2 separate regions of the Homo sapiens genome follow, and region 1 is linked to region 2. Evidence: chromatin loops called from intact Hi-C (ENCODE). Cell type or tissue: Calu3. All regions are shown on one strand.

Region 1 (5,000 bases), 59 kb before region 2:
AAAATCAGAAAATGCTTAGTTCTTAGAACATGGCAGACCTTTAATAATTCCTGAATTTGTAATCACTCAATTAGATTGAGATTTATCTGCAGTCATCCGTGGAAGAGGAGAAAAGTTTCATGCTTAAACAATTACTATAGAAACAATGTAGCAGGGAATAGGTTTTAATATATCTAAACAATAAGTACCAATAGCTATTATGCTAAAATATTATTTTAAAATTTATAATAGTTAATACAGGATAAAGTCTTAAACTTTTAAAATACTTTTGAAGTATATTAAACAAAAAACTAAACATTTAAATTTTTAGCATTGGGAGGTTTTCCAGAGGGTAATTAATCCAATATAGCCAGTAAGATATTCCAGTTTAATCAGCTCTCATTGCTCAACCACATGCACATATTATAATTTTTTCATAAAACATAAAAGTAGTCTGGTGTAGAAGCATACTGACACTCACTGTCTTTGGTATACTGTACCTGTGTTTTCCTTAAACAGGATGTCTGCTCTGCAGCTCTACAGTGGAAAGACTGTGACTTAGAAGCAGAATACTTAAGTGCAAGTTCACTTTTGAACCTCAAATTATCCTATGACCCTGAGCAAGCCACTGTATTTCTGTTGCCTTATCAGCAAATAAGAAAATGCCCACCTTAACATCCTCAGGAGGTGCTTGCGAGGATTAAATAGAATACAGTATGAGCAAGGCCTTTTGGAAAAACCGAAAAACACAACATCTATCTAAAGCATACTAAAATGTTCAGTAAAAGAGCTAAGCCTCTCTTGGACCACAGGCTGCCTGACTGCTTCTCCAGAGACAAATAAGGTGAACGGTTTCTTATATTTTCTTCCAGAAGCATTCTCAATATGCGGGTGTGCTTTTACTCAAACAGGCATGCTGGATAAGCATGGTAGTGGGTCTCGTTACTGCCTTCACTTAGTCACATATCCTAGAGCTCCATCCTCATCGGCACATAGAGTTATGCCTCTTTCTTTTGTAAAATCAGCTTCATGGTATTTCATAGTATTCTATTCCAGGGTTTTGCTAATTCTTTAAGCAGTCCCCACTCATGGATATTTTAGAATTCTTAACAGTGTTTTGCTGGCTGGGCGCAGTGGCTCAAGCCTGTAATCCCAGCACTTTGGGAGGCCAAGGCAGGTGGATCACTAGAGGTCAGGAGATTGAGACCAGCCTGGCCAATATGGTGGAACCCCATCTCTACTAAAAATACAAAAATTAACCACGCATGGTGGCAGGTGGCTGTAAACCCAGCCACTTGGAAGGCTGAGGCAGGAGAATTGCTTGAATCCAGGAGACAGAAGCTGCAGTGAACTGAGATTGTGCCACTACACTCCAGTCTGGGCGACAGAATAAGACTCTGTCTCAGAAAAGGAAAAAAAAAAGGCTTTTGCTTCCACAAATTGTGATCCCATCACTATCTCTCTGTATAAGTCTAGTCTTTGGTAGCACTGATTTTTTTAAACACCAAGAAAACTTAAACACTATTATTATTTCCTTTGTTGAATTCTGTATAAGGCTGGCATATCTTAGACTCTAGGCACAAAGTTTTAATGTTAAATGTATGCGTTTAATAAGATCATTTCTATTAGAACACAGAACTGCAACAGGACCTTCAAGACAGCGTTGTACTTTCATATGCAAGAATAAAGAATCAAAAAGCAAGGTATCCCTCAGTCGTCACGTTTTAAAAAAACAATAACAACAAACACCTGCAGAGGGCTCTCTAGTTCATTAGACATCTCACAAACATTATCTTTTTAGTGTCCCCCATTTAGTGCTTAATAGCATCACAAATTCATAAAATCTTAGAACTAGAAGGGACCTTAAAGTTTTGCTATTTTAATCACTTTTTTCCAAATACAAATAATGGCTGAGACTATTTTCAATATCAAAAAGAGTAGATCAAAGAGAATATCAACAAGTTGGATCAAAGGGATAACACATTTTACAATAAGCTTACGTAACAGGAAGTTATGAACAAAACAGCAATGTTGTCAGTAAGCAGGCAGAATAAATGGAGCCAATGGATCTGAACCCTGGACCAACCTGTAGGAGCTGGTGAGCTCGTAATCTAGAATCGCTTTTGTTGTTATCACACCACTCAGTGCATCAATCTGGAATGCTTCTTCTTGGTTGCCAGACAGAATAGAATACTCAATCAGGCCGTTCAAACCACTGTCCAAGTCGGTAGCAAAAACCTGTGAGGAACCGACTGTTTCATTAGATAAGATTTATTCTGCAATATGGGTTCAGTCTGTTTTTCAGAGACATGCATTAAGAAAGAATCACAGCTTGTCAAACATATTTTAAAAACAACGATGAAATGAAATACCAACAGACAACTGAAGCTTACATTTAACTTTATGATAAACTGAGTGATGGGGGAAATTCTTCATCCAAAGAATTTTCAAATAGCTCTCAGTAGACATGGTACATGTTTTTGAGGTATAATTTTGTGCAATGAGAAGAAATATTTTTAAAAACATCTAAGTTGCTTGAATAGGAGAGTTCCAATAGTGTATATGAATTCATGCTAGCACAAGTAAAGGGAAAAAATGTTATGGGAAATCTCCACATAGTGATAATTTTTTTTTCATTTGCTCTGTTTTTCTGCTTAAAGAATTACCTATAAAATTGGCTAGGTGTGAATTTTTTTATATTGTATTTAAAGTTTTATTTTATTTTATTTTTGAGATAGAGTCTGGCACTGTCACCCAGGGTGGAGTGCAGTGATGTGATTCATGGTTCACTGCAGCCTCAGCCTGCTGGGCTTAAGTGATCCTCCCACTTTAGCCTCCCAAGTAGCATGCGCCACCATGCCCAGCTAATTTTTGTATTTTTTTGTAGAGATGGGGTTTTCCCATTTTGCCCAGGCTGGTCTTGAACTCCTGGGCTCAAGCGATCCACCTGCATCAGCCTCCCAAAGTGCTGGGATAACAGGTGTGAGCCACTGTGGCTGGCCCTAAAGTTTCATTTTAAAGGGATCATTAAACAAGTGAAACAAAACCTAGATTTAGTGCTAAGAAGTGTAGATCCTAATCATGTATTTGATGAGTTATCAAAGTTGTGTTGAGGATAAAACAGAAGTTTTACATCATTCTCCATCATTTTGCAATAAACTTTAATCACTAAACCAATTATGTTAGTGGATTTGGTATCTTGATTAAGAACAAGTTGACAAATTAATTAATTACTTTTTACTTGTTTATATCTTCTATGCCCCTGAGCCTTAGTCTTAGCTCCTGTCCCCTGTCATCTCTCTCCTGGGCTACTATACTGATGAATGTCCTAGTGGGTTTTCATTCTAATTTCCTACCATCTCAATTTATCCTTCACTTTGCTGCCAGAGTTCTCAGGGGACCCTGAGTGACCCAGGTGCAGTATCCAGGAGCTCATCAGACAGGGGACAGCTCTTGGGACCGAAAGGCTGCAATATGCAGTTTCCTTTGGGATCACCAAGAAAAGAAACCAGTCTGCATCAAAGTCCACTATATCCCTTGGAGCCATACATTTAAAAGTGCTACAGAAGCACTTTGGGAGGCCAAGGCGGGTGGATTACGAGGTTAAGAGATCAAGACCATCCTGGCCAACATGGTGAAACCCCATCTCCACTAAAAATACAAAAATTAGCTGGGCGTGGTGGCATACGCCCATAGTCCCAGCTACTCAGGAGGCTGAGGCAGGAGAATTGCTTGTACCTGGGAGGCGGAGGTTGCAGTGAGCCGAGATCACGCCCCCACACTCCAGCCTGGCGACAGAGCGAGACTTCGTCTCAAAAAAAAAAGTGCTACAGAGAGTATCTCTGGGTGGTCTATCAGCTATGGTTCTAGGGTACCGGCACATCTTAACTAGTGCTAACCCAACCGGGGAGAGATGTATCAGAAAGACAGTGCCCAGTGAATACAAGAGCCTGAGTGGCTCTAGGGAATGTAAAGCACAGCTTCTTTGAGTTGTTGTCATCAAGATGAATTGGCTGTAATTTGTCTCTGTCTTGGTGTCCCTTCACCGAAGATTCAAATTTCAGGGAGAGAAAGTCTGTGTGACTGAGAGAAGCAAGGCAGTTCACCACACCTTTGGCGGGATGGGAGTGGGAGGCAGGTCAATATCTTGATGACAACACCCCCAGGACTGCATCAACAGAGGGTCAGACCCTCAAAGGAGTTTGTGGGGCTGTAACCAAAGGAGGGCATTGAGCAATGTGGGGTCAAAAACCAGGAAGCAACCACCACAATTGGTATGAGCTCCAGAGCCTCCTTCATTTCTAATTTTCTGAACAGGACACAGCAGAATGGTAGTGCTAGCTTCCTGGGAACTCAATGATTGGAAAATGGAAAGAACAAAGTTCATTCTATCTGTCCCTGACTCAGCCTTCTACAAGTCTGCCATAATTTGAAGGGCTGGTGGGTCAGGCTCTCTCTCATTCAGTGCACCTGGGCTTTATATGGGTCTTTGCCTTCACTTATTTCACACTGAGCAATTTAGCTCCATCCCAGTTAGCATTTGGGACAGAGAAGTGAAACGATGCAGGGCCCCAGTGTGGGGATCCTCTTGTGACAAGGTGGCAATGGAGGCATCTGCCATCCCCACTGATCAGCCTCACTGGGCAGGGATGATAAAGACTGGAAAAGTGAATGTTCTTTCTTCTGAAACATCTCAGTCATGGCTGAAACCAGGGTAAAGACACAGCACATCTGGAACAGGCTGGTGACTAGAGCAATCAGGCTGCTATAAAACAAAATACACCTGCAGTCATAGCCTAGGGGATCCCAGATATCCTGGACGGGGTGTAGGGGCACAGAGCTAAAACTCCAAGGCAGCTGAGACTCTATTGGTCTTGTTTTCACCAACAGCATGGATATGTGCTTCAGAAACTGGAATTGCAGTAAAAGAAAGGCTTTTTTTTTTTTTTTTTTTTTTTTTGTGAGATTGAGTTTTGCTCTTATTGCCCAGGCTGGAGTGCAATGGCATGATCTCAGCTCAC
Region 2 (5,000 bases):
ATTAGCAGAAATACTGCAGCCTAAGTAGGCGATGGCTTCAATTAGCATGCTGTTGTGACTTTCTCTAGCAAATGTTCCATAGCTTTGGATTGGGAAATTCAACTTTTGAAATGCTCTATAATCTAACCCGCCTTTAAATCCTTCTCTGGGACTTCAGTATAATCGAGGTTGCTGGAATGGCACAAAGCCAGTAAGATCGGCTTGTGCTTGAATCCTATGGATCTCCTTATGTGCCCCTGGATTAATTAGATTGAATCTAAAATGATGGACAAATGCCACTGGGGAAAGAATGACGGGGCACGTCAATGAATAACTACTAATAAAGTGCAGAGAGACCCAGCGCTGTGACTCACAACTGTAATCCCTATACTTTGGGAGGTGGAGGCTGGAGGATGGCTTGAAGCCAGGCATTTGAGGCTACAGTGAGCCATGATTGGGCCACTGCCCTCCAGCCTGGGGAACAGAGCGAGATTCCGTCTGTATAAAAATAAAACACAAATAAATAAAAATAAAGGATCAGGGATATGTTCTCTTTAAATGAAGTACGGAGGAAAGTTGATGGATATTTTGCCTGAGTATATGATACAGAGAAAATATCACTCCATAAAGAAACATTTAAAATAAACTGAATAGCCAGATAGTATTGTCCACTCGAATGAGAAATTGTTATTACAAAATGCCATAGATTCAGATATTTTAGCATCCTTATCCTTTATTCTTTGATATACACACAAATAAGTCACCTTCTAAAGGGTATACAGAATGGCACCTTATAACTTCCTATGAAGATAAAGCTATCAGCCCAGTGGAAGTATTCCAAAATTAGATGCATCTTACAATTAATGGTGTCTTAGATTTGATGAAATAAGGTGTTTCTCCCTGGCTCCAAGTGTAGACTTAGGCGGTGCAGTTGTACACCTAGTGCAGCACCAGGGATTCCAGAAAACCAGATGTAGTTTATTGAAGATGACCCCAGAAACAGAATACATTCTTATGGAATAGAGAATAACATCCACTAATGAATTCTATATTTCAGTGTGGCAATATACTGTTAAGTTATTTTACGTTTGACACCTTTGAGCGAATGTGAGTGGTATTCCCAGTGGGGCACCCTTTCCTCTTGGGAGTGGGGGAAGGGCACTGCAGGGGGAGCTCTTTTTTCACTAACAATGGCGCTCTTGTTGATGGCACCAAATGCTGCAGCAGTTTTAATACCTTAGTTAAAATCTGGTAGTTGTTTTTTCCTTTTGATACAAGAAGAAACTCCTGCTAGAGCTAATGTGAGTCATATACCATAAACATTCAGTGCTCAAATCCCTGTGGGCTTTGAATGCCAAATAACACTGTATACTTACATTTTTAAAAACTGCATCGTAGAATGCTAGAAAACACATGTTAAGCTCTCTAGTATTAAGGAACACTGTGGTATTTTTTTAAAAAAATACGTACTATAAAGTAAACCATTCATAAATTCCAGTGTAATGCCAGTTATGTTAAAATCTTGACTAAGTCATTTAATTCTCATGCATAATCCTGTTTCATTGTTTTAACCCAATAATCAAAAAAGAAAAAAAAAGATTGAGGGAAAATATATTCGAAAGTACGTGCATACACACAAATATTCACATGTGTTTACATAACCACCTACTTAACAGACCTGGCCTCATTAAAAACACTGAGATTTCCAGTAAATCAAAATTGTCTCCAAAATATGTAAGGTTACATGAGACTCATGAAGATGTTAATGTGTATTTCAATCATCCATTAATTCAGAAAAACAATAATTTTGTACCTAAATTCTCAGTTGGCATACCATAATCTCTAGAATAATAAAGTTTCAATTCAATTATAATTAGCAGGTTGCAGATAATTCATTCTAAATGAAAATAACATTAACACTGGGCAACTTGACAGTAAAAATCAGAAGAATATATTTATGGTAATTTTCTTTGGTTAATATATGCAAATTTTGAGAGAAATTCTTTTCTCCCTCTTCAAGCATTAAAGCAAGAGGAGCCTTTTTAGTAGAATCCATTACAAAAAAATAAAATTCATAAAATAAAGCAAGGCCAAAGGGAGGAAGCATTTTACATACCTTACTGTTTGCAAAATCACACAACATCAGCAATAAGTTCAGTATATGTCTATATACTTTGGGAAGTAGTTTTTGCATTGCTCAGCACCCTGTATTGCTCTGTTTCTACAGAGAACACTCTAAGAGAACTTTACTGAGCTAAAATTATTGTGAAACACAAAGCTTATGTATATTCTTCATTGTTTCTGACACCCTAAAAATGAATACTGCCAAAAACGTACTAAGTTCTAAGGACAGATTGGAGCAAACAATCGTTAGCATGCTTCGGACTCAACTCTTAGAAAAACTCTTTGATCACACTGCCCCACTCCGGTCAAAGACAGAAAATTGGGTTAGCCCTTGAAAAGAGTGTTAGTAACATCACATACAAATTCATGTAAAATGCATTTCATTAAAAGACAGTGTTTTCCAAGAGGGCAAAGTATTCAAATATTTTATAATTTACTTTAAAATTTCAAGTAAATGTATCTTTTGCCCCTTAAATTAACAATGTACAAGGAAATGCTATTATTAATACTATTTCCATAAAAATATCTATTACAATTCTTGCAAAAATATAACAAAATATTACATTGATATATAATGCCATTTGCTATATACAAACGTAAATTTTAAAAGACCGGATTATTAAGGTGAACTAACACGAATAGTTTATATTCATATAATATTCATATTTACATTAGTTCAGTGTTTCACATGTGAATGGGAATATAAACTATTCATATTAGTTCAGATGGAAAAATTCAGCATGTGCTGTGAATAAGAAACACAGCACTGTAATTTTTGTAATTATTTTGTTTAAGATAAAAACAGAATATGGTTAAAGTTGCTGAACCTTAGTTGCCAAAACAGCCACAGTGATGTTGAAAAGCAAGTCTAAGAAATTTATAAATTCCTAGCCATAGTAATTGTTTACTCCGAAGTCATTTGTCTGGACATAGTGTTTGAAAATAGTAAAAATAGTAACAAAGTTAACATATTGACCATTTATTGTGTCAGACACTGGTCTAAGCTCTTTACAAGTAATAATTCATTCATACTCATAACAAACTATAATTTAGGCTCTGTTATTATCTCCATATCACAGATAAGTAGGGAAATAGAAAGAATTAGTAACTTGTTCAAGGTCACATGGCATAAGTAAATGGTAGTTTTGGATTCAAATCTAGGCAGTCTGACACCAGCACCATGCCTCTTCCACTATGCTATATATACAGAGGAAATAAAGAACCATTTATCTTCTTCTTCTTCTCAATGTATCTAACTATTATACTCTGAAAGAAATGTGATGCTTTGTCCATACTTCGATTATCAAGATCAAATCAATAAAGTGTATGTTAATAAGGTGTGTATCACCCTAATATAAATAATAATAAAGTTAATACAAGCAAATCTTATGTGATATATCTGTATCTTTACAGGTGTATGTGTTTCTGTGTGGATGCAAATGAAAGAAGTATTACAAATTTGAGATAACTAGCAACTGTTCATTTTTTCTGAGCCATAACTATTATAAATTACGTCAATTATAATCTTCAATTTCTTTTAAGCATTAAATACCCAGTTTCTGTATTTCTAAATTACCTGAATCTCTGTCCAGAGCTTCAACCCTGGTAACAAACTCCCCTGGATTTTGGTTTTCTTTCACTGAGGCTTCATACAGGTGCTGCTTAAATACTGGAGCTTCATCATTTACATCAAGAACAGTAACTGTCAAAGTCTGGGATGAAGAAAGTGCTGGTGTGCCATCATCCAGTGCCAGAACAGTCAGAATATGCTGAGTTTTCATTTCATAATCCAAAGGACAGGTTGTGGTTAGTAAGCCTGTTTTGAAAATGGAAGAAAAGCAACATGTAATGAATATTCTTTAGAGAAGTCATGCTTACTCCACTTATATCTAACTTGTCTACCTAATAAAAATTCAGAAGTCTTAACTGCTAAAATATGAACTGCATTAAATCATCTTTAAATGTATACACTATCTACAATTAAAAGCAAACATTTTTAGTCAGAAAAGTCATCTCAATTTAAATTATATCAAACAAAACAATTCAAGAATAATCAATGTTATGCAATTATCTACTGAGAGGATTACATTAAAATTCTCTAGCCAACATCTACCTCCCTTTTAAAAAATATCTAGGATACTAACAATATATATCATCTTCATGTCACATAACACCTCATGTATAAAAGCGACCAAGTTACAAAAATGTGGGTATGGCTATATTCTTTAAGACGGTTGATTTTTGTTAAAGAATTATGCTCTCTTAATATTTATTCTCAGTTAACTGGATTTTTTTTAACAATAAAGAGCAGGCCAGGTGTAGTGGCTCAGGCTGGGTGTGGCGGCTTACACTTGTAATCCCAGCACTTTGGGAGGCCAAGGCAGGAGGATCACTTGAGGTTAGGTGTTCAAGACCAGCCTGGCCAACATGGTGAAACTCCATCTCCTCTAAAAACACAAAAAACTAGCCAGGCATGGTGGCGGGTGCCTGTAATCTCAGCTGCTCGGGAGGCTGAGGCAGGAGAATCACTGGAACCTGGGAGGCGGAAGCTGTAGTGAGCTGAGATCGTGCCACTGCACTCTAGCCTGGGCAACAGAGCAAGACTCCATCTCAATAAAAAAGAAAAAAAAGCAAAGATGTTATAACTCAGACAATACACTTCACAAGTAAAATGTGTCTCTATCCCACTGCCATTTAAGCATATAAACCACATAAGTCAGATGTAATACATACTGGCACACAGATAGCCATTATATGATTCCAATTATCACATTTTTCTTTTAGGATTGCTGTTTGCTTCTCCCTTTTATAAGAATTTTTCTTGAAATAATGAAAGAAGTTTACGGAATTCTATTTTATAAAATAATTTTTCAATAATTACTCATCACTTTATATTT

The links. Peaks named below come from ENCODE experiments on the same cell type or tissue, not always from the same donor. Only the 100,000 strongest peaks of a DNase experiment are listed, where the experiment ranks them.
Region 1: it touches region 2 in a loop (12-fold over the local background); 1 of 110 quality-filtered maps calls a loop at or near these places.

The regions. Positions count from the first base shown.
Region 1 is chr4:154,253,454-154,258,453 of GRCh38, forward strand. It overlaps DCHS2 (dachsous cadherin-related 2), which reads right to left. Exons shown (of 20, transcript NM_001358235.2): 16 at 2,066-2,217. The region is part of intron 12 of LOC101927947 (a long non-coding RNA gene); the gene reads left to right. Among named protein-coding and RNA genes, the nearest start is that of DCHS2, 240 kb to the right of the region's middle. In Calu3, no CTCF peak of the experiment used is centred here; no DNase peak of the experiment used is centred here.
Region 2 is chr4:154,312,069-154,317,068 of GRCh38, forward strand. DCHS2 (dachsous cadherin-related 2) reads right to left here. Exons shown (of 20, transcript NM_001358235.2): 10 at 3,680-3,919. Among named protein-coding and RNA genes, the nearest start is that of DCHS2, 180 kb to the right of the region's middle. In Calu3, no CTCF peak of the experiment used is centred here; DNase peaks (open chromatin) are centred at 363 and 2,403.